3 separate regions of the Mus musculus genome follow, and all the other regions are linked to region 3. A link is a loop called in an ENCODE intact Hi-C map of the cell type or tissue named here. Cell type or tissue: heart. All regions are shown on one strand. Region 1 overlaps Slit3 (slit guidance ligand 3). Region 2 overlaps Slit3 (slit guidance ligand 3). Region 3 overlaps Slit3 (slit guidance ligand 3).

Region 1 (8,000 bases), 47 kb after region 3:
ATTTGCATAACCCTTGAGGAGAAACTTCACCTTGCTCCTCAATAGGTAGGATGGGGCTCATTGCTCAAGGACTGTGTTCATCCAGGGACACAGCAAATCAGAGGCTGCCTTGGTCTGCAGTTATAGTGTCTCTTAGGAGGGGCTGGGGCAGCCATACTTTCTAATTAATCATACAGGGAAGGTACCAACCACGCCGTGAGCGTCCGCCATCCTAGCACATCCATAAAAGCAAGAAAACAGGACTTTACAAACCACTAGGATACAGAACCTGACAATGGACTTACAGTCTATAAAAAGTGAGGCTCTGTGCCCAGCCTGGGGAAGCTGGGAGAGCCAAACGGGAAGTAAGTGAGCAGAGACCACGTGGAATAACTTCCTCCAGGCAGATCCACGGCACCGGACCTTCTGCAATAATTACTGTAGTCCTTCTCCCCAGTCTCTCCCCACCCCCAACCGTCCCTCTTGCCAGCAGGATTTCTTTTGCCTATAATTTTGAAAGCCAGTGGATATATTTCACTGGGAACTGGCTCAGGCCTGCCAGAAAAAGCAAATCCAGGACAGAAGTAGTGGAATTTGGACACAATGGCCATGCTAGCTACTTCCAGCCCCAAGTTCACCTCAAACCTGCTGAGGGGAGGAGACTTGGAGATTTCTAGGGACTGAGGAAAGGTGATAAACAGAATTATGTTTGTTTCAAGTTGCCACCAAACCTGCCGCCGGGGCCTTCTATTCCATGGGAATGCCTGATAAATTTTCTGCCTTGCCATCCAAAGATTGTGTTCTCCCAGGAAAAGAGCACCCTTGCGCCCCCATGCAAGATGGGCTCTGACTACTGCCTGAGAAGGCAGAAGATGGAACAGATTGAATGGAAACTGTGGGCTCTGTCCTGTGCCCTTGACATGCCACAGGGATTCCCATGCATGGGTTGGCACACGAAGGCCAAACTGACAGAACCTGATGGTTGCCGCTCTGCTGGGCCCAGTGACAAAGAAGCTCTTGGCTTCTCCACATGGAAATTCTTGACGTACAAATGTCCATCTTTCCCCTGGTGTGTGACAACAGCCTCTGTGTCCCCAGTATTGAGTAAGTGTATATAACGGAGGGGACAGGTTTGTGCTAGGTAGGAACATTTTACACTGATCCTCTTCTGGGGTTTGGCTCCCTTATCACAGTGGCTGGTGGTGCCCTTCAAAAAATTTTTTTAAAGATTTATTTATTTTCCTATTGGTGTGTATGACTGACTGTTTTGCCTGCCTGTATGTTTGTATACCACACATGCTTCCAGTGCCCATGGAAGTGAAGGTCAGAAGAGAGTATTGGGTCTGCTGGGTCTTGAGTTACAGATGTACTACCACACAGGTGCTGACAACCCAACCGCAGTCTTCTGCAAGAGCAACAAGTGCTCCTACCTCTGAGTCATCTCTCTAGCACCCTGAAGGTGTCCTTTTCATCCTGGGAGGGTTCCCTGACTTTGGATGGCTCAATTCTGACCGTTAATTCTTAGGCAGACCCAAGGCATGATCAGCTGTGACTCAGAGTAGGAGGCCAGGGAGGAGAGCTAAGCTGGGCTTAAGAGTAGTGGCAGGCATTTGGGTCAGCCTACACATCTGGGGAATTTGAGAACTTTGTGTCACTTGGGGTGAATGGAGCAGCTGATAAAAGGGTGGTTTGTCACCTGAACTTGCAAGAACCTGTCATCTGTACCTGTCACTAAGAGTGACTCACTTAGAGTAGGAACCACACTGGCCACCTTTAACCTACAATGGTATTTTTAGTTTCTCCCTTGGGTTATTCTAATTCTACTAAAACCTCAGAAGATAGGACAGAACCTCAAGGATTTAAAAAGCCACCAAAACACTATGTCTTCATCTTAAGATAATACTTATCTTAAAACTTTTAGCCCTCATTTTTTTTTTAAATTGAAAAACAAACAATAAGCCAGAGTCTCATATAGCCTGAACTTGGCCTAGAATTGTCTACACAGCCGAGGTTGATTTGGGAGTTTCTGATTCTCCTGCCTCCACCTCCCAAGTGCAGACAATACAGGCATGTGCCACCTCACCCAGTCTTACGTCTTGCTGTGGATCCAACCCAGGGCTTCATAACTCTGCCAACTGAGCTTCATTCTCATCCCCCCCAAATAATTGACTTTGGCAAATTAATTCGATACAGTCAACTACACTCACTCCCAAGCATTCAATTCATCCCCAAGTCTTACAAATGCTTGTCTGGTGTGTTGGCCCCCAAGCCTATATTCTAAACCATGATACACACAGACTGTCTCTGCAGCTTTGAAAAGCATCAAAGCTGAAATGTACAGAAGTCAAAGGCTCTGCTGACCCTGAGCCAAAGTCTTGAAATTCCACCCAAACAGAGTTCTTGGGCCCGGCCTTGAAGATGACCCCTGGAACCTATCCAATACTAAATTGCCCAAAGGAAACTTTCAGTGGCTTGGGCCCTTGTGGCTCTCCTAGGAAACAGCACTCAACTTAGATTGAGTTCTAAGCTTCATGGTGGTTTGATAAAGGGGCCTCTCTAGGCACTGAACCTATTATGTTGTTAATGACTAGAGACTGTTAGCATGCTGATTAATGCAGTCATTGCTCAGAACAATGATTAACCCAGCAGGAAGGACCAAACGCAATGAAATAATGCCTAATCACTCTGGAAGGAACTGCCAGGTGATGTTTATTTCATGAGAACTGGAGGGAAGGAAAGACACAAGCATTTTCCCTTGACACCATTGTTTCTGTCCAGCAGGTGGGCAGCTGCAGTGGGGAACTAGTCCATATCTGATTTCAGGTGTGCATTCCTCACATATGTGGAGTCAGGAGGAAAGGGACCAGGAACCCTGTCTGGGGCTGAGCCACCAGCCTAGCTGTGCTCTCTCACTCTGATCTCCCACCTTTCCTTCCAACTTAACATCTTTCTCCAGAGCAAGCACTCACCTGAGCTGTGAGGCAATTCATTTCCTTGTGCATCTGACTTGGATGGTTTTCCCGAAGCACTGCCAAGTAGAAATGGCTCTTAATTATGTCAACTCATGAAACCACACTAAAGACGACTGTATCACAACGCTCATTTGTCATATTATTTAACGAACAAGGGAGGGGGTGCTGACAGGAGGCCAATAAAAGCCCTTTCATCAGAAAGTACTCGGAGCTGAGCCGGGTTCCTCAGCTTTCAAAACCAGCCTGTTTAAATGCCTCTTCCATGTCCAGAAGGAACCAGTGCAGAAGCAAGGACGTTATCTACTTAAGGGACTGTAAAGACAGAGCTATCTTTCTGCCCGAGTAAAATTAGACTTAATTTGATCTTTCAAAAAGCACAGTTGGCCTCCATATAGTGAGGGGGCTCAGCTCAAAGTGGATAGCATTAATCTGGAGAAGAAAGAGAGACCTGATTTGCTTGGCTTCCTTCATCTTTCTCAGAGTAGCTCTGGGGACCCTGCTTTGTCGATTGCTATCAGTGTGACATGATTTCTACCCGGTGTCACTCAGCAGACCTTCACCTGTGGTCCAAGGAGAGAGCAGAGAGTGACTGTGAAGTTGCTCTGTGAAGATCCTAAGCCCTGAGGACTCTAGGTGGCACCTAGATCAGGAGAAGGCAAGGACACAGATTTTCTCTTGTTCAGTGTGGCCCTGCCCGTAGACTGACTCCAGCAATCCATTTCAGATTCTCAACTGCAGAATTCTAAGATACTATTTGTGTTACTCTGACCCAGTGGTGATGTGTTACATCTGCAGAAGAGCCTGATACAGCACTCGATCCAGGACTCCACCCTGTGCTCACAGCAGTTGTTTCTTCTCCGTACTCAGTATACCTAAAGGAGAGTCCTTCTGTTCTGTCTGATAGGGTTGGGATTACCTACCTGCCACACCCACATCCCAGCATCCCTCCCACAGGTCTCCTCTAGTCGAGCCTCAGCCTCTTATTTTGCCAAGATCAATGTTAAGATCCTTTGTTAGAAGCCCAGCCTCCACTTTTATAGGGTCTTCCAACGGAATCTCTTTTACTCTCCCTAACCACACATTATGCACTTAATAACTAGGAGGCCAAAGTTAGAGAGGTCCAAGGTTGCCCAGACTTAGACCGCTATGAGAGAGGTGCAGTCACGACGATGATAAGACTTGAGACTCCAAATCCAGCGCTTGTTATCATGCCTCTTCTTATGGGCCACCAGAGAGACTCCAGGAGGCTCTGGCCCAGAACACTCCTGGATCGCAGCACACAGAACCCCACGAGTTGGGTTTTAATTAGCTGAGTTTTGTAAGTTCTACCTTACTTGTGTGCTTGCCATGAAAGCCTTCTGGTGGCCACAGAAGCGATAAGGCTGAGGCACATGAAGAGCACAAGTCTGAGAAACATTCTTTTTTGGAGAACTCATCCAAGGAGCTAGCTCCTGTTGCCATCCCCATGGCCTGCCCTGCTTTCTTTCACCGCATCCTTTTGCTGGGATCCACGGTTAGGGCAGCTGGCCAAAGCTCTGACAGGTCGCCCTGCACCGATCTCCCTGCAGAGCACACCCCACATACCACAGTAAGCGGAGAGAGCATGGATAAGAATGTGACTCCATTTGTGCCCAGGCACTGTCTAATTCCTGCCAACAAATGCATTCCTTCCATGCCTGTCTATCAGCTGGGGACAGGGGCTCATATTTCCCAAGCAGAATTCTCTATCTTGCCTCAGGTAGAGATGAAACCAGCTGGTAAAAGGTGAGCTACACTCCTTGTAAGAGATCCACAACTGGTTTCTGGAGGTCACAGTCCATGAGGACTTCATTGGGGAGCTTGCTCTCCCAGCAGAGTTCCTGAGTTGCATTGAGATCCTCAGGGGTCAGGACTCGAGGGGTTCACAGAAAGAAACACACATTTCATCCAGGAAGAGCTCCCAGCATGTCAGTGGCCACTGTTGGGACACAAGGGTCCTCAAGGAACATCTTCCTATGTGAGACAAATTTTTACTCTGAGAATCATACACTTTGAGCGTTCTACCAAGGCTTTTGGGTAACGAGACTACTGAAAAATTTCCAAAGCAAAAGAAGATACACAACGTAGGCAGAGGGCAGTGTGTGGAAACTATGCCAAACTATGCCTCGCCGCCATTTGTAGCGTAATACTATAAAGGGAAAAATACTTTGTAATCCCCCTGAATCCCCTTCCTCTCATTCTACTCATGAACTAAAGCAGCATTGACAGAGGCAACCCTGATCCAGAGCCAAGTGACTTTAGCAGTGACATCATGCAAAGCACAATGTGGGCGGGTGACCTCTGCAGTGACGTCACGGCTGACACAGACAGTGCCTTTCACAGTGCTTCACATAGGCTTCACTTCCCAGACACAGACTCTGCTCCCTTGACACAACAATACTGGCTGGCCACTGGCGTCGTGGGGCACCAGTGGTCAGGCAGGAGATGTGTGAGCCTGCCAGACTGTCTGTGGGTCTTTCTATAATAGTGGTGCTGATGCAGACCAGGTGACTCATAGCCTCCGATGACAGGAGCCACCATAATTTGCAAGAGGCCTGGCTGCAGATAGGCACATCTCACACTTTCCCTTGGTGGCCCCGATTATTCTCTGAGATTTAAGCAAATGAGCCCATGACCCATTAGTCACTCTTGACTGTACCCCACTGGGACTCATCAGGTCTCCACGAGCCACACATCACAATAAAAGACCTACATTCACTTCAGGGATGCAAGCAATTTAGACACTTAGAGAATGTTCCCCAGATAACACACTGCAGCTTCCTTTGCAGCAAGTCAGTCTAATGCTGACCTCAGTAGCAGAGTGTTAAGAAGCAGGTAATTTGTTCCTCCTAGCCTGTTGGGAATCTGTTTTAAGACGATACCTCTCACACGCACTTATCATTATGAAAAGGAGAAGAAATAGCACTGGATATTGTGGGAGGCAGAAGACTGACCAGTAGGATGGAAGGATGGATTCCTAAAAACAAGGGCTAGACTTTCTAATGTGGGGGACAGCTGTGTTAGTCTGTTTTCTTTAATTGCTATAACAAAATACCCGAGGTTGGTGACTGTATAAAGAAAAGTGGTTTGAGTAGCTCATAGCTTTGGAGGCTAAGCAAGGGAGTCAATACCTTTAGTTCAGACTCTGGTGACAGTTTCCTTGAATGGTGTGGCAACATCATCAAAGAGGAAAGGTGTATGAGAAATCACATGGAAAGGCAGAAGCCAGAGAGAAACTCCTGGGAGTTTCCAGAAACACTGGAGTTCCCGAAGAAACTGAGACAATGCCTTCTGAGGGCATACCTGCAATGGTCTAAAACATCCACGAGGCCTCACCTCTCAAGTGACATCTTAGTGGGAACTAAGTTTCCAGTTCATGAACCATTACTGGGCCAATCACAGCCAAGTCCCTCCTGGGACCAACACAGCTAAGCCCCTGCTGGACAAATCACAGCCAAGCCCTGCTGGGCCAATCATAGCCAAGTCCCTGCTGAACTAATCACACACAGGTAAGTCCCCACTGGACCAATCACAGCCAAGCCCTGCTGGGCCAATCACAGCCAAGCCCTGCTGGACCAATCCCTACCAAAGCACAGCAACAACTTGCAGGAGCTGCCTTCAAATCAAGGCAGAAACCCTCAGATCGCATTTTTAATTCTCAGAAACCCCAGTGCCTGTCAGTTATTTGATGGGGGTAGTCACATCGATTCATCCACCTCCCCATGGAAGAATTTGCCCAGGCACAGGGGAAATTCTTTGGTTTTGTCTCCTGGGCTTCAAATGGCCCTGAACGCAGTGAGCAGTGGATATCTTTCTCATGAAATGGTTAACAACTTCCTTAGAAGAACAAGAAGTCAGCGAATGAAGCCACCAGGCCTCTGGTGAAGGCAGTTTGCAGGGGTGGGGTTTGGGTATCTGACGCCCTTCACTCCACGCTCAGGCTATTTCTTAAATCTAATTCTAGAAATGAGATCAGGGCTTTAAATGTGCTCAGTGCTGGGCAGGGGCTGATGCCAGACTTACATGAATGAGTGAATGAATGAATGAATGAATGAGTGGGTGAATTTGTTTTCTGTGGTCACATCTACGATCCTTTAAGCAAGAAAGCATTTAAATCTAACACTATTAGTTGGTGCCTTTAGACCTCTAAGAAAACTAGTTTTTTTCCTTGACCCCAAAGTATATGAAAAAACCCTAAAATTTTCTAATCTTTGACCCAATAATTCCTCTTTAAGAAACTGTTTTTATAGAAATAATCTAATGAATGTGGGTGAAAAACACTCTACTCCCAAAAGAATTCTCATAGCCTTGATATTTTACCTCATGTTCCTCAGAATAATTAAGTGAGCAAAGAGAACTTAAATGAAGCACTGTTGCGGAGTCATTGAAAATGAACCACTGTTGCAGAGTTAGTGAAAGGTTTTTTTTTTTTTGAAGAAACAGGAACCGTGCTCATGAGGGTTTTGAAGGAAACTGATGTTAGAGCACACGTCCTAACGTCATGGTGGTAGAGAAAAGACAGGGGAGCCACCAGCAGTGACCGTCTTCGGGAAGCCCGCCAGGGACATCCCCTGCCATGTGTTAGTCTCTGAAATTCCCCCAGTGAAGGATGAGTAAGGAAGAAGGAGATGAGGGACGGGTGAGGAAGCTAGTGGGCATTCAGTGAGTTCTAAGGATGAATTCCCCTTGGGAACTTGCACACTAACTCTTTAACCAACAACTTGGACACCGTTACAAAGTGTTGTCTGATCCCTCAGTATTGTCAGGCACCGTGCACAGTAGGGCTGGCAAATATAACAGTTAATCTGGCTGCAGACAGTGCCACAGGGTCTAGAGATGGCGGTTCATGCCCATCCTTTGAATGAAGAGAGAGTTCTGCTTGGGGTTATGAGAACTAAGGACATTTTACATTGCTGCTGTTGTTTTTATTTTTATTTTCCAAGATGGGGTTTCTTTGTGTAGCTTGGCTATCCTGAAACTCACTCTGTAGACCGGGCAAGGTCCTCACACATAGGGTGGAATTTTCCACTT
Region 2 (8,000 bases), 58 kb after region 3:
GCAGGGAAAGAAGGATAAAAGAAAAACCTTGTCGTGGGCACTAGATCAGGGGAGAGGGGGCTGCGGAATGGGGAGGCTAAGAATAACATCTGTGCCAACTGTTTATTTTGGTGATTGTCTGAAACTCGCAGGCAACATGGCTGAGCACAGCTGTCATGGAAACACAATTCCATCGCAGATGACAAGGTGGCATAAAGACAATGTAGGTGCTAAGAAGGTACAGCAAACAAAACTACCTGTCAGGCAGCAAGAGAGAGGAAGAAAATCTCCCCTCACACACTTTCGCGTAATTAAATGTCAGATGTACACAATGCAGTAAAATAATTAGCATGGCATAATTACAGTTCTGATGGAGTCCTGTGTATATGCCAAAACAAATTGCCGTACTGGAGCACAAGCTGTTAAAACAAATTGAGTTACTTAATTTTTACATGTAGCAGCCTGTTTTATCATTTCCTAAGATGCAAATGTTTCATTAATAATGCAGCCGTTCTAAATGCGCACAGCTCTGGGCCACCACACGGGCAGATCGCCTCCCTTAGAAACTGCACACCAGGTCCAGCTGGTTTGTGGATGAGCATCCTGCCACATGGAGCCCTGCCTAGCCCTCCCCCATGTGGTCTCCAAAGCCAACAGACATTTTATTTAATATTTTTAACGTTTTTTTTTTAAAAATAAGATTAACATTAGCAATAAAGATCATTTCACATTTTATCTCATTTATGGGCCGTTTCTCTCTTTTATCATAGTTTTAAAAGAGCCTTTATTACTCTTTTCTAAGAATTGCCACATAAAAGTTACATGTATTTATAGTATACTGAGAGATGTTCAATACATGTGTTTATTGTGCAATGTTGAATTCTGGGTAACGTACCTTTACAAATATCTATCAGTTCTTTCTTGTAACTGTGTGAAATGTACAAAAAGTTATTGCTATCTGTAGTTACCATGCAAAATCGCACGCGATCTCTTTGCTCTGATGTAACTTAGTAGCCTCTGACCAACCCCTCCAGTACCACTGATGACCCCCCATTCCTCCTTCACCTCAATGACTAATGAGATCAAGTTGCAGAGGTTCCACAGGAGCGAGACCGTGGGATACTTGTCTCTCATTGGTGGACAGCACAATCTAGAGCTACCCATTGGTTCATGTGCCATATCCCCGTTTCTGTGACAAAACGCCCTGAGGAAAGCAACTTGGTGGAGGAAGGGTTTATTTGGCTCACAGATCCAAGTGACAGTTCCAAGTGACAGTCCATCATGCAGGAAAGCCAAGGGGGCAAGAACTTCAACCAGTTAGCTAGTCACATCCCATCAATGATCAAGGAAGCAGCAAAGAACGAACGTTCATTACAAGTTCCACTTCTCCATGCTAAGACATCTCAGGACCCCTCGCCTAGGAATGCTACAGCCCACCATGAGAAGTGCCTTTCTGTATAACTAATGTAATTAAGAGAACCTCCCTCAGACATGCCAACCTAGTGTAGACGTCCCTCATGGAGACTCTTCTCTGGCGATTCTAGACGGTGACATTGACAGTAAACACTGACTGTAACACTTGCCTTCTCAGTGGCTGCTCACTGAACGTCCACACAACCTAGAAGGAGTGGGTACCACAGTGTCTCTCTCCGCAACCACACACACTGCAGGCTTTCTGTGTTCAGTTCAGTCTTTGAGTGACCTAAGACTTTAATGCACACTGCTCTCCAATCTCAAGTACACACCTCCTACTCCTACAAAGCCTTCTCTTCCACCCCTCTAGAGTGCCCTCATTCTCTCTATAGGGTGCGACTGAAATCCCCAGGGATACTTTCTCCCCATGACCTATAAGAAGTGTCCCCACCCATCTGATTCTCTCTATACTAGAGCTCATGGCTTATTCCTTGGATTTGGTACAATTGTGTGTTTAAGTTTGCTTAAGGTCTGTTGTGCCCACAATCTCTAACCCTCTTGAGGAAGGGACCACTTCTTGTTTCGACCACTGCTGTATATGCAGTTAAGGCCATTCCTGGAATGTAGTAGGTGACCACCACACTCACACTCTTGCTTTGTGATGGCAGCAAGCTTGTGTCCCTCACCATGTGTCAATTTTCTCCTCTACAAATAAGGGTGGACTGGGTGATATCTCCTTAACCTGTGGACTATCCCTTCTTAGATCCATGAGAATAGCTCAACAACTGTCAACACTAATAATAATTCCACGACATGAAATGCCAAAGAAATTACTAGATGCATAAAAATAATAATTACTCGCCTATCACAGGTACTGAGGGTAAGTATTATTTCATGATACTCTCTGTGAGGGTGTGTGTGTGTGTGTGTGTGTGTGTGTGTGTGCTTCCTTGTTTCCTGGTCATGATACAACACTTTTCACATCATGAGATGCTGAAAAGCTTTAAAATTATGGAAATTGATGTGGGGGAAATGGATCAGTGGTAAGAATGTTGTTTTACTACAATAAGTATCTTAGTTCGGATCTCTAGCACTAATGCAAAACCCTGGTGTGCATGTGATGTCCTACACCTACACCTACACCTACACCTACACACACACACACACACACACACACACACACACACACACACTCACACATATTCACACACATGCACACATGCACATACAGCTGGAAAGTGATTCTAATGAAAGACAATCTCTAAGATCTGTGCTTGGTCCCAGCCTTGGCATTCTATGCCCCCCCCTTCCTTTCCTCTCACAACCAGGGCAATGAGAGGCAGGTCTAAGTCCAACAGGCTTATTCTCCACTGGAGCTGAGGAAGAGACTTTCAGGCAACAGCCTTGGGCCATGAAAGAGGCTTGTCACCCTCAGTCCTGCCTTTGGGATAGCCTAGGTGGGGAAAGACAAACTCCTCTTTCTCAGCACTGATCACCCTAGGCAGTCTCCTGAAACCCTCACTTAGGGGTGGTGAAAACGAGAAGGGAGACCCAGAAAGAAGTTGACTCTTAACCTCCTGATCAAATGGGGCTTAGGGATGAAGACAGCACCAAAGTCAAAATCCAATCTGTCTAGAACACCTCCCCTCCTCTCCGAAAACAGGCCTCATAGCAGGCTACCTAAACTGGGAAGGTAGCCTGGAACCTTGGAGGGTGACCTCACTGGTGGCCTAGGATCTCTTACACGAAGGAGCATGGGCTGTTGGCTTCTGTGGTCTAGTTTTACTCCAGCCAAAAGGAGCAGGTGTTTCCCAAGGTACTCTTTCAACCCTACACCCAGCCCTGGTCACCCCCTTACACAGGCCCAATGCCACCAAGGCATTTGACTAGAGCAGAGCTGGCTAGAGTTTCAGTATAAACAGCCCAGTGACCTTGGATGTTGGCTTGGCTATCCTCAGGCTTGGAATAGCAGGTAACAATAGTCTACTTGGCAGTCAGACTAGAGCACTCGGCACCAATGCTACGGGGTGAGCGGCTAACTTGACCCTCTAACTTGAAACCATGGTAACCATGGCTTGGCCTTCCTTTCAGTTCCTAAAAAGCCAATCTTGGGGGTGTAGGACAGGATTCAGCTTTCCCATTAGGAAAAACATGCCAATTATTCTGCCTAGAAAGAGGTGCTGTGTGTTTAAATACACACACACACACACACACACACACACACACACACACACACACACGCATACATATGTGTATATATGTATATGTGAATACATGGGGGTATGTACATCTAAAAGTAAGAGTTGTGCCATTAAAGCTCAAGACTCAGTCCTGGTACCTGGCACCGTCTTTTGCACTGAGCAGAAAGTCTCACCCCTGGGCAGGACTCCGCAGGGGCTTCCTGGCCAGGCCTGGCTTCAGAAGCATGGCGGCCTGTCTCACCTTGCCCAGCCTATGGCTGCAGCAGGAACTTGAAAAGACATTTTCTCATTGGATCAGCACTGACTTACATCTTACATCCTCTCCTCTCTCTTAATCGTTCTGCACCCCTCCCCCTCCCCTCACACCCTCCCACTCACAGGCACACATAGCAAAACAGCTTGCTTCAAAGCGGGAGGCAGGAGAAGGGTATCTATTTCTGGCAAGCTCCCCGAGGAGGCCTCAGGGGGCTGGTAACTTACTCGCCTCCTCGGATCAGCCATCCGAACAAGCCTTGCCTCTCCTCTCCGTGCCCACCCTGGATCTCAGACCACCCTGCCTGCTCAGCGGCTACAGGATGCTCTCCTGCCTGGGCTTTCCCTGGCTCGGTCCCCCTTATCCACATCCCCTAAGCAGTCAGTAGCTGTAGGGAAAGCAGCTTCTAGAACAGAGAGGGTCACAGCTCTGCGTCCCTTGAGCTGCCTTTCCAGGTCACACTGGCTGGTGCCACACTGACTCCCCTTTGTTCCCACCCACCAGCTGCACTCCTTTGTCCATACTAAGGAGCCTCCAAAGATTCAGGAATTCCAGTGTCAGAACTAAGAGGGCTCTTAACATGACAGGATAGTCACACAATAACAACCCTAAATCCAAGCAGAGGAGGACAAGGACAGTCTTTGAGGATGGATGCCTAGGTGTGATCCCCCATCCCAGGTACCCGTGAGCCAATGATGTAAACATCCCAGGCCTCAGTTTTCTCATCTGAAAATGGGCTCTGCACTGTGACATCAGTAGTAGATGCAATGAGCTCCTCTTTACAAGGACAGTAAATGTATCCCCTACCTCCTATGAGGTCTAGCTACTGAAGCACAACCAAAAATACACAGAAAGTCAGGCCCCGAGCACCTCCCAGGAGGTGAGATTACAGGCCTACAGGGGATGACTGAGCGATACAAAAAGCCAAGCCCGATTATGTGAAGTGAGGCCAGGTCTTGGGTGGTTCACACTGCAGCCCAGGGAATGCAGCATCAGCAACAGCATTGCCTGGCTTCCCTCCATCTCTCCCACACGCATGGGGCTTCTCTCTCTAAGCTCTACACTCCATTGTATCACCTGTACCAGAATCCTTGTGTTGAATTCTGTCTAGGGTGGGTGAGAAGTGCTGTGCCAATTAAACAAGACAGCACACACACACACACACACACACACACACACACACACACACACACTGTTTGAATTAGCTCAGCACACTGAGTTCCCACAGAGTGGGGATGCTCTGTCCCCACCTCTGTGACTCAGCTTGCCCTACAGAACTGTGGGTCCTGGCCCCAGCTCCCATTCTTGCTTTCCATACACAACACACCCAGGAATGTTTTGGATTCTGGGTATCCGAGCTATTGCAGTATTTGACATGCATGCCAAGAAACTGCTTCAGAAGGAAATGGCACCAGCAATGATATTTTGCAGAACTTTGTTCTGCATCAGAAATAATGACTGATGGGCTTCTCAGTGACACACTCCTCGAAGCTGTCACAGTGGAGAGTTACTGTCTCCCGAGGACCCCAGCCTCTCTAGCACTTTCTGGAGACCTTTCCTAGGCCAGACTCCTTTTTTTTACCCCAATGACACTATAAACAGAATTTTCCTCCTCTAATTTTGTATCAACAAACTTCTCCCAAGACTGAACACAAGTCCTTTGTGTTTGGTTTCTTCCTGGGTGCTTGGTGTAGGTTGGTTCCATTAAAACCTTAAAGCATCGGGCAGTCTTTTTTCAGGGACCCTGTGCTAAGCTAATTAAAGAGAAATAGATGCCATAGGGAAAAAGCATCCGTGGTACACTTACAGTAGGCTAAAGGGCCCACGAGTCGCTGTTTGCTGGATGAGAAGGCTGATGGACAAGATGGAACATGTTTTGCTATTCTTTGTGCAGAAGATGCTTTGCAAATGATTTTGCACGTATGGTACTCTCTCTTCCTTTCAGCTATTCTGTTCTTAAGATCCTCAGGTCTCAGAAGGATTCTGAGACCCTGGGAGGTAAGTGAGCTTGTCCAATACACACGGCTAGCTGGGGAGAACTGGCTCCACATTGACTGCTACTAAACTGACTCTATCAAGCACTAGCCAGACCCCTGTGGCTTCCAGTCAAGTCAAATGTGGATGGAAGAATTAGAGTAAAGTGGGAGTGAGGGAGCCACACCAGGAAGAAGTTAGTGATGGAGACAACGTTGAGATAGTGACAAGTTCACGTAGTGCCAAACTACAAGGCTGAGGCTCTTCTGGGAAAAGCCAGAGAACCTTTTCTATGCCTCTTGTCAGCAGCTATCCCTCTGTCCGTGCCTTGCTCAAATGAAGAATGCATTGGGAGAAGCCAATCTATCTGCCAGTGTCCCAGGGACCTGCTCCGTGCCAGATACCCTCATGAGCAAATATTGATATATTAACCGCAGCTCAAACACTCTAAGAGCAGCAAACACACTCAGCACGGAGCGGGTTGGCTGGCCTGTGGCCACCTCCCTGCAGCCCAGAGCCAGAAATGGGCTGTTCTTCCCAGTGGAGGAATCTCTGCAGGGCCTTTGAACTGAAGCTAGCTAGAGGACACGAGTCCAGGGGATACTAAAAAGAATTCTTGATGATGGGCAAGTGGCACAGGAGGCTGGAGATAGAACCAAGGTCTGTCCATAAAGAGCTCTGGGGATCGTCATCACTATCCTCGTGCAAGCTGCAGAGCTGTGAAATTAGGCCTGGAGGAAGAGCCTGGGGAATGAGAGGCTCTAGGGCCATGATTGTGATGCTGACAAGTCTAATGGATCCAAGTCTGACCCTGCTCTTGTTGATATTTACAGAGTAACAAAAGCCAGAAACTGCTTCATCTCTTTCTCTCTTCATGTTACTCCCTCTGCCCCTCAAGAAGAGAATGGAACTAAGTTTTGTTTAAAAGTGTGACATTTAATTAATTATGTTAGAAGATGGCAGGGCTGGAAGAGACTCAAGACTGTTTAACCCAAACTTTTAATTTAATGGCGAGGAGATACTCCCAGGAAGGTTAGCTAATCTGCCAAGATCCTGTGTAATAAATGACACTGGCACCTTCCAGCTGTGGTCATTCTGTCTGCTGAAATCTTGAGTGGGTACAAAGGGTGCTAGGCGGGTATAAAGATGAAGGAAGAGAGGCTGGCAGGTAGGGTGCACACTTGTGGGCTGTGGCATGTTGATGGTGTAGTATGAAGAAGATCACATGCCCAGCTAGTATGCAGTAAGGATGATAAGATGTCCGACAGGCAGGGACTGTAGTAGAATCCTAGGACTGAACGGAAGGTACTGCTTGTAGCGCCATGAGCAAGCATGATTCTGAGGCATTGTCTGGACTCCGCAGTCAAGTGTTCTGCAATTGATTCATGATGTAACCCACAGGCATAATGGGAGGACTACCCACAAATACACCAATTACCTTGAAGTCCTCTTTGGATGTTAACGGCTAATGCTGCAGATGCTCCTGGACTCTGGGGCCTTTTTTTCACAAGTAAACATGGTAGATTCTTCCCAGGAGAAAACAGGCTATTTTATGATGGTGTGCAGACCGAAAGGAGTCCACTGGATGCAGGAAGAAAGCAGGGGGCCGAGGGGTGGGGCATGCAGGAAGCAGTGCTGGTAGCTCTTGGCATCTTGCTGCCTTTGCTATCACTACAAGACTCCTCTGCAAGGTTGCTGCAGGAGGACACCACAGACCTGTCCTATCCCCAGGGGATAGTCACTCAGAGGCCACAGAAGCATGTGACAAGTCTTAGATAAGGCATGCAGCTTTCTGCCATCATGGAGACTTCGAAATCCCAGGAGCAACATTTCCGACCACCACCTGAGACTTCATGGACCACAAAGGGAGGAGTGGGGTGACAGCAGCTAGGAGCAAGACAGTGTGAGGCTTTCTTCCTCACACTGAGAGGATGGCTCAACATCGCTTCTGGGAGGAAAGAGGGTTTGGAGAGTTGGTATTGGGTGAAGGAAACTCATAGACAGCAGGAATTAGGTGCTCCAGCAGCGTCTCTAGTCATGGCCCAACGGATTCGCTGATGTTAATATATTTATTTTCTCTTGTCTGTCTGTCTGTCTGTCTGTCTGTCTGTCTGTCTGTCTGTCTCTGTCTCTCTCTCTGCATGTCAACAGTAACCCTCTGCTTCTGAATCAAGAACAAA
Region 3 (8,000 bases):
CAGCTCCCAATACCGACACAGGGCAGTTCGCAACAACAGAGCAGGTGTGATGCGCATGCTTGTGCGCCCGCCTCCCTGTAAACATGATGAGATTTTCATGCTGGAGGTGACAGCGTGGAGAGGTAGAACTGGTCCTCGTGATGAGACTAGAGCCCTTATGAAGAGCCCATGCAGGGACTAGCGCAACCACCCAAAAGGTTGACAGCACTTGCTGCTCTTCCAGGGGAGCCAGGTTCAATTCCCAACACCAACACTGGGCAGCTCACAACCACCTGTAACTCTAGCTCCAAGAGACCTAATGGCCTTTTCTGGTACACATGGACCATGGACACATGAGGTGCATATACACTCAGGCACACATACATGCACATTAAATCAATCAATCAATCAATCAATCAATCAATCTTTGTAAAAGGTGAGTGTGTGTGTGTGTGCATACCTATGAGTTCTCATTAAGAAATCAACAGTCTTCAGCCCAGAGCAGACCCTTACCACACACAGCCTGACCATGATAACCTGTCTAGCCCCGTGGAGAGAGCTCTCAATGTCTCTGCCCAGTGGTGTTGCTTCCATCCCCACTTCCTTGGAGGTGATGAGCTACAGTCACCAGATGAGTAAGATTTCTCAGGATCTCCAGAGCACTGTGTAATTTCTCTCCCTGACCTCATGTCTGTCACATCACATGACACGACCTTAGTTCCGGCTCCTCCCCGAGAGTCCCGCTTGAGGCTTGTCAGGAGCTCAGGGATCTGCAAAGAGGAGCTGTGGACCATAAGCTGAATGCCTTTCAGCTTATGTGTGAGGCACTGCTCACTCTGGGTTCCAGTTCACTCTGAGCCAGATTAGAGAGATGAATGACTATCCGAGCATCTCTGAGGGAAAACACACCAATATCCTTCCCGGCTTATACTAAGTGGGAACTACAGTGGCACCCAACTGCTGGGAGTCAGAGACACCAGGACTCAAGTCACTTTCCAAGCAACTCGCACCTCTCATTGGCCTGGTTTTCTCATGTGCCTCGTGGGGCCGCTGTGGGGTTCGATGAGTCCATCTCCTAGCCTAGTTCAAGGAATAATACTCAGTAGATGTAAGTCACTTTTATTTTCCCATAAAGGTTCCTTGCTGGCTCACTAAGGGCTGAGAACGCTACTTTACAATGATGGCAACGGAACCTCCCCCGGCAGTTTGGTTCACTGTTCCACGAATGGAAAGCGCTGGATGGATTTATCCCATGTTCTAGAAGATGCTCAGGGTCAACCTGGAACTTGAGCTGGGACACGGGTGTTCTCAAATTTTGGATCTGTATTCATCCTGCATAATTTTCCTTTAGTCAGAACAATACATGCCACTGACCTTACAGAGGCTCATCCACCCACAGCCTCAACTCCATGGTCCACCATATAATAGCTGTGGTTGTAGTCACAGCCTGTCAGCTGCACCCACTGGGGCTCAGTGGAGACGCCCTTTTTGCAGTATCAGTTAGGTCTTCCATTCTGTCTCTGTCTGACCCTCTTACAGAGTTCAACCCAGTCCCCACACAAGATGGCTCTGCTGCTGTCCACAAACCTTATACACAGGATCCATCTGTGTTTGGCCAGGAAGACTGTGAAATAACATCAGTGGGATGTTCCCAGCCTTAACTGGGAAAATGCTAGATAGATTGCCATTAATCTAAGTTCACAATATACCCCTGAAGAAATATCCCTCACAGTGGGAGAAAGACAAGCACCATGATGAATGAATGATTCCCTGCCCCGCCATGCTCTCTGGACAGAAAGACACCCAGGCACAAGACGCCCTGCCTTGAGCACAGTCTGAATCCATGTCATGCTAGAAGAATTCCATGCAGTTAGTTTGACACAAAGGCCTGTGTGTGTGTGTGTGTGTGTGTGTGTGTGTGTGTAAACTTGCTCAGGAGGAAACCTTTCCTAACTAGAATTGTGTTTTACAGTACACTTATTGCTCCGTTTTGGTATATTTCTTGTCCTTTCCCAAACTCAAGTATAAAACCTGCACAAATTCATGCTTCAATGACTGAAAATACCCACAGGCAAGAGTGTGGTCATGCTAAATGCCAGACAGGGGCTACTACAAGCTGTACACACCAGACTCTAACTGGCCACACCAGAGCAGGTCCTTAAGTAATTACCTCTGCATCCTCCAGGGTCATATGAGTCTGACCATCCTTTACAGAATTCCTCTTCTGCCTTGCTTTAGATCCATTCCAGAAAGGAGGGAATGTGAATTCCTACACGGAGCAGACAGCATCTTTTTGTAATCTCTCCCTCACCCGCCATCTTTAGTCTTTAATCCCTCTCCTGTCCTGATTCCCTTCTGGAATGGAAAGGATAGGGACAATTTTCTCAGAATCCAGGCTCTCGAACACTGCGACATTCCAAAAGTTTCTTGGATACTTTACTCTGTCTTTATACCCTATTAGGGACTCTTTGCTCCAGGATCCATTCCACCTAAGACTGTTTTTAACTTCCTCCTCTGTGTGCATGGGATGCAGGGAGATCGTAGTGAAAGTTTTATATGTGCAATGTGAACACCATAAATCAGGGCCCTGGCAGTATTTAAATCTGTGAAATGCAAAGGGAATTTAAATAACAAGTCAGCCACACAGGCAGGTGGCCCCGAAGCTCTGGAATGTGCATCTCACGCTAACAGCTCGCACGTTTATATTAAGGTACTAGAAGCAGCCAGCAGAAGGAGAAGAAGGTGTTAACAATGACTGCAAATATTTCCTTAAGGATACATTTCCTCTATTTCCTCCAAACATAAATCCTGACAGCATGAATTCTGGATTTATTCACAGAGAAGACTGCTTTTAATTTATTGGATGATATGAAAAAGCCATTCTCTAATCTATACTGGGATAGCATATTGGTTAAGGAGATGTACTTAGCAGAGTAAATTACTTTTGTAAAGGAAAAGCTTAAACTACAAAACCAGCCCATTGCTAATGCACACCTTCCATTGGGCTTGGTGTCAAAAATGGCATTCTGTTACTGTCTTTTCCTAAGAAGATACATCTTCTTACATTGTTACAGGTCGTACTCAGCTCTTGGGACACACCTTCTTTGACTCCCTGGAAGGACACTTATTGAAGTGGGAGGGAGATTAGGGGAAAGAACTTTTTGCCAGTTCTTGGCTCTGGGAAACTGTATCTTGACTCTCTGGATGGCTGGAATGGAAACTCACTTTCTGCACTTTAATCCAATCACAGCAATCATGGTCCCATTGGTGAATGCCCAGTATGTGGCGGGCCTTATAGCATGTGAATATTTTCTGATATGTGATCTCATCTGCTACTTGCAAAGAGTCAGCATTTGGATTTTTCTCTTTATAACAGATACAACAGAGGCAGGGGGGCCGGAGGAGGGTGGGGTGGGTAAGCACTCTGACTCTGGTCACAGAGTTGGAAAGAGACAGAGGCAAAGTTGACCGACATCTTGCGGGGTTTCATAGATATTGATTCAACAGTTGGCCAGAGCTTAGTGTTCCTGTTCCTCGTGCCTGCCTGCTGCTACATCAGCTCGACCCATGTCCTCTCTCTAATCTATTGTCCCGGGAGATGGAACTTCTTTCAGTATCAAATCCAGTCTAGGCACGGCAGCCGGGTTCTAGGGATATTCCTGTGATAGGTTGGACATTGTGCATAGATTTCCATACTACCATAGCTTTACGGCAGGGCAGCTCTCCTCCCTCCTTGTTTTAACAGAAGGGAAACTGAGAGCTTTTCGGGCTCTTCTCCAGCACTTAGTAAGCTGTTTGCTTGGCTGGACACTATGAATTTTTATCACCCATGGTTACTACTTCACTTTATCTTTCACACTTTTGCTTTTAGAGAGGTGTGAGAAATATTAATATGGCCCTTAAAGAAACAGAATTCAGAGGAGAGAGGTTCACTTCTTAAGCGGCCCTATATAATAATACCGACAGAAAGATTCAGTCAGCTTTCAGCCTGCGGACACCACCCACAATGCTCAGAGAATTAATTCCACAGAATTGAAAATGCTCATAAGACTCTTCCACACCTGCCCCAAATATGTTCTACCCAAGGTGTTAGGATCAAAATGACAGAAGCAGCATCCCCTACCCAATGGATACCATCACACTGAGCAGGGCCCAAAGTTCCAGGCATTCTTATGGCCTATTTCCCCCTTTTGCCCCTCTTGAGTAGCCTGTCTGTTATATCCTGGTGTTCCCAGAGGCTCTAAGCCAGTGACTCTTGAGAATACTTTTGAGTCAACAAGTCACCAAAACCATCATCCTCTTTTAGATTTGACCTTTTCCATGACCTTGCACTCAGCCACATCAGGCACACCCTGCTTACTGCTAGGGAGTGTAGAGGACAAGCTGGCTTGGCCAGGACATCCTTGGTTCCTGGGAACGGAACAGTTCTCTTTCCATGGCTCTGAGCCAGTGTGAAGGTGAAAAGTGTCAACCGCCCAAGAGCTTCACAGGAGCTCACAGATCTCTTTCTAAAACGACATGTATCTCTTTCCCTTTGTCACTTCCGGGGGACGGGGGAGGGGGAGGGCGGAGAGAAAGAGAGAGACAGAGATACATAGAACACACAGAAAGACAGAGACAGAGAGACAGAGACATAGAGAGACACAAAGGGAAGACTCCTATGAAGAGAGAGAGAGACAGAGACACACAGAGAGAAACATAGAGACAGAGAGACAGAGGCAAAGACAGAGAGACAGACATACACAGAAAGGTAGAGAGACACACAGACAAGAGAGATAGAGAGACACAGGCATAGAAGAGACACACAGAGAGAGACAGAGAGAGACAGAGAGACAGAGAAACAGAGAGAGAGACTGTGACAGAGACAGGAGACACACAGAGAGATACAACGACAAAAGCAATAGAGACAAAGGACAGGAGTCAGAGAGAGATTGCTGGAGACAGAGAGGGTCACAAACAGAAATGAAATACATAGACACGGGGAAGCAGAGACATGAGACAGATACGAGAGACACATAAAGAGAACACACCACACACACACACACACACACACACACACACACACACACACATACATTCAGTAGTTACATCAAAGGAAAGGCAACTAGAAAGTAACATGTTTGAGCAGAGAATGGTCCCTGTTAACTTCTGGAGCCTCTTAGTGGTAAGCTCAGCAGCTTTCGATGTCTGCTGCCTTTGTGTGGGATAAGTGTCTTTCTCCATTGGCCAGGTGGGGAAACAGAGGCTCACAGAGGAAAAGCAGCCTAGCTAAAGCTCACAAAGCTACAAACCTGGTCTAACTACAGAACAGTGAATAAAACCCAGGTTCGCCATGACATTTACTGCGTGGCTTTGTCTAGAGTTGGCTGCACGCATCTGGAGAGTCTTCAAGGTTGATTCTTCAATCCTGAACCCAGAGTTGATCTTTGCTTCCCTTTAGCATGAAGTGATGATATAGGCAGCCAGGGGAAGATTTGCTTTTTAGTGAAGTAGAACTGAATCCTTCAAAAGATACATGATCCCAAAGTTAGCATCCCAAGGTGGGTGAAGTACAAAAAGAGGCAGTTTCCAAAATAAGAAATTCAAAATTAAAACAGCTAACAACCACCATTCTTGAAACCTACAAAGAAAAAAAAAACCACTTAAAAATAATAGTTCGGTATGCTTAAAAACACATGTAGAAGTAACCACTCCTTATATAGTCTAAACTGCTCACATGTTCAGCCTCTTTAGAAGACAATGTGCCAGGGCCTACCACTGATAATCTCTACAGCCTCTGACAAGTATCTCAAGTGTTCACCCAAGGAAATAATTATGGTTTGTTTTTTTAATGAATTGATAAGTTGCCAATAATAATATAAGCTTTAACGTCATCCAAATGTTCAACAAAAGACAGAAATTAATAAATTATGGTTACATTTATGTAATGGCATCCTTGGCAGATCTCAAAAGGCATTTTGTAGAAGATGATTTAATGGCGTGGGAAAGCACCCGTGATATATCGCTATGACAACAACGTGCCATTTGTGAAGAGAATAACAGATTAAAATCCATGCCTAAAAAAAGACAGAATAAATAAGCAGAGTCAACATGAATAGTAATTATGCATGTTGCATCCTTTCTTTGTGGCATATCTTCATAAAGATGTCCATCCTCTTCTTTATCCTTTCAGCAAATGTGCATGTGAAGGTCGACGAAACACAGTGTATCCAGACAGACAGAGGATAGCTAGGCAGCTAGGATAAAGAACAGAGCCGACCAGCAGCCGGGGAGGCAGCCACAAAGTGCTTGATGTGCAAGCGTGAGGACCAGAGTTCCATCCCTTCTGTGCTTGTTAAAAAGCCAGGTGTGGCTGTGCATAACTTATAATCCCAGTACTGGAGAGGCATAGACAGGAGGATTCTTGTGGCTGGTTAGTCCCAGTCTAGTCAGCAAGTCCCAGACCAGTGAGAGACTCTGTCTCAACAAATCAAGGTGAGAACTGACACCTTCAACTGACCTCTGCTTTCTGCTCCTGTGTGCAGCCATACACAGATCACAAACACGCACACATGAACATGAGAATGAAAAAGCAGATTATCACCTCATAAGGGCAATGGGCCTCTGGGAAATTGATCCACCTCTAAATCCTCTAAAAACATCTCAGGAGGCAGAAAGAAGGTCACAGGTTCTACTTCAGTCCAGCGAACCGTGACACTGTAGCCTTCCTGCCAGCCGGCTGCAGGCTCACCGACAGGCATCCAGGTATTTGAGCTTTTCCCAACCAGTGACATAAGTACGCTTCCGGATATATTCCAATAGGTCTAAGTTTTCTAGGAACCTCAAACTTCAGAGAAAAGGAAGTGGGCTGTGTTGTAATTAGCACCGTACAATCACACAGTCCTGGCGCTGAGGGTCTGCACTTCTGCACCTGCGGGCTTCCCAGCCTTGGACTCTCACCAGCAGCTCTGAAGTGCAACCAACGAAAGAGAGCACGCTCAGGCCAGTTGCTGCCAGCACTCGGGGCATCATACCGAGCAAGAACACTTGAGGAAAATTATTTAGCTATGATCATTATTGGCTGCTTTTAATCACAATAATGAACTAATGCAGCAGTACTTATGCTTGGGCAAGTCAAAGAGTATCCATTAAAAATCTAATTAAAAGCCAGTCCTTAAGAAGAACCGTGGCTTATTTATCTCTCTATTAGGTAATAGAAACCACTGAACGGTACAGCTTGGAAATTTTCCACTAGTCACGCTGGTAAGCAGTATTCCCTTTTCGGTTGTAAAAGTACAATAAATCCTGCTTTAAGGGAACTCCTGCTAGGCTTCAAGAAGAGAGACGAGAAAAGGAAGAAGAAGGGGAGAGAGAAAGAAGAAATGTTAAGAATAACATTTCTATCCTGCCATTTTCAACAAAACAAAATAACCCAACAACCCAGGTATATATTTCTATAAGAAAAAAAAAAACCTTACAGACAACAATCTGTTAATAGTCAAATGAGATGCTTTCGTGTGACAATGAGAGTGACTGGTGGTGGGCAGTGTGGATAAGGAATAGCCCACGAAGGGCCCCAGATAGCTGTGCTAGGAGGTTCCCAGTCCCCATGGCGCAGAGCCAGCGGGGTGAGGAACAACCTTGCAGATGCCGTCAATCCCCATCTGGTCTAGGCTGGAGCAATGACGATGTGCCAAGTTGAGCACTGGTCCTGCAGAGAGAGAGCCACCAGGCAGGATGTCCAGGAACTCAGCCCTGTGCAGGGTGATCCTCGAAGGAGTGTGTGTCTGAGGCTCTGGAGCCTGGAAGGTGGCTGACTTCTGCTGGATGCCCATGAACAAGCGTGTCTTCTGTGCTGTTATGTTGTTGTTGGTAAAGAAGACAGTACAGAGCTATCAGGCTACATGACCCCACCTGAGAGTTACAAGAGGTTTGGTATCAGAAAAGAAGCAGAAGTAGTGAAGAGGAAGAGAGACATCGGCAGAAATAAATATGAAAAAAAAAAACTGTAGTATAGTGACTACATACACAGGATGATAAAA

The links. Hi-C counts contacts between places; a loop is a spot of excess contacts. Peaks named below come from ENCODE experiments on the same cell type or tissue, not always from the same donor. Only the 100,000 strongest peaks of a DNase experiment are listed, where the experiment ranks them.
Region 1: a loop joins it to region 3, with 2.0 times the contacts of the local background. A loop is called at or near these places in 3 of 42 quality-filtered maps.
Region 2: it touches region 3 in a loop (1.8-fold over the local background); 3 of 42 quality-filtered maps call a loop at or near these places.

Annotation. Positions count from the first base shown.
Region 1 is chr11:35,289,934-35,297,933 of GRCm38, reverse strand. All of the region lies in intron 4 of Slit3 (slit guidance ligand 3), which reads right to left. Gm46277 (a long non-coding RNA gene) reads right to left here. Exons shown (of 2, transcript XR_003949657.1): 1 at 1-8,000. Among named protein-coding and RNA genes, the nearest start is that of Gm46277, 6.0 kb to the right of the region's middle. In heart, no CTCF peak of the experiment used is centred here; DNase peaks (open chromatin) are centred at 433 and 4,563; H3K27ac peaks cover 1,940 bases.
Region 2 is chr11:35,279,314-35,287,313 of GRCm38, reverse strand. The region is part of intron 4 of Slit3 (slit guidance ligand 3); the gene reads right to left. Among named protein-coding and RNA genes, the nearest start is that of Gm46277, 4.7 kb to the left of the region's middle. In heart, no CTCF peak of the experiment used is centred here; DNase peaks (open chromatin) are centred at 3,293 and 6,274; H3K4me3 peaks cover 755 bases; H3K27ac peaks cover 3,829 bases.
Region 3 is chr11:35,337,319-35,345,318 of GRCm38, reverse strand. All of the region lies in intron 4 of Slit3 (slit guidance ligand 3), which reads right to left. Among named protein-coding and RNA genes, the nearest start is that of Gm46277, 53 kb to the right of the region's middle. In heart, no CTCF peak of the experiment used is centred here; a DNase peak (open chromatin) is centred at 4,368; H3K27ac peaks cover 2,319 bases.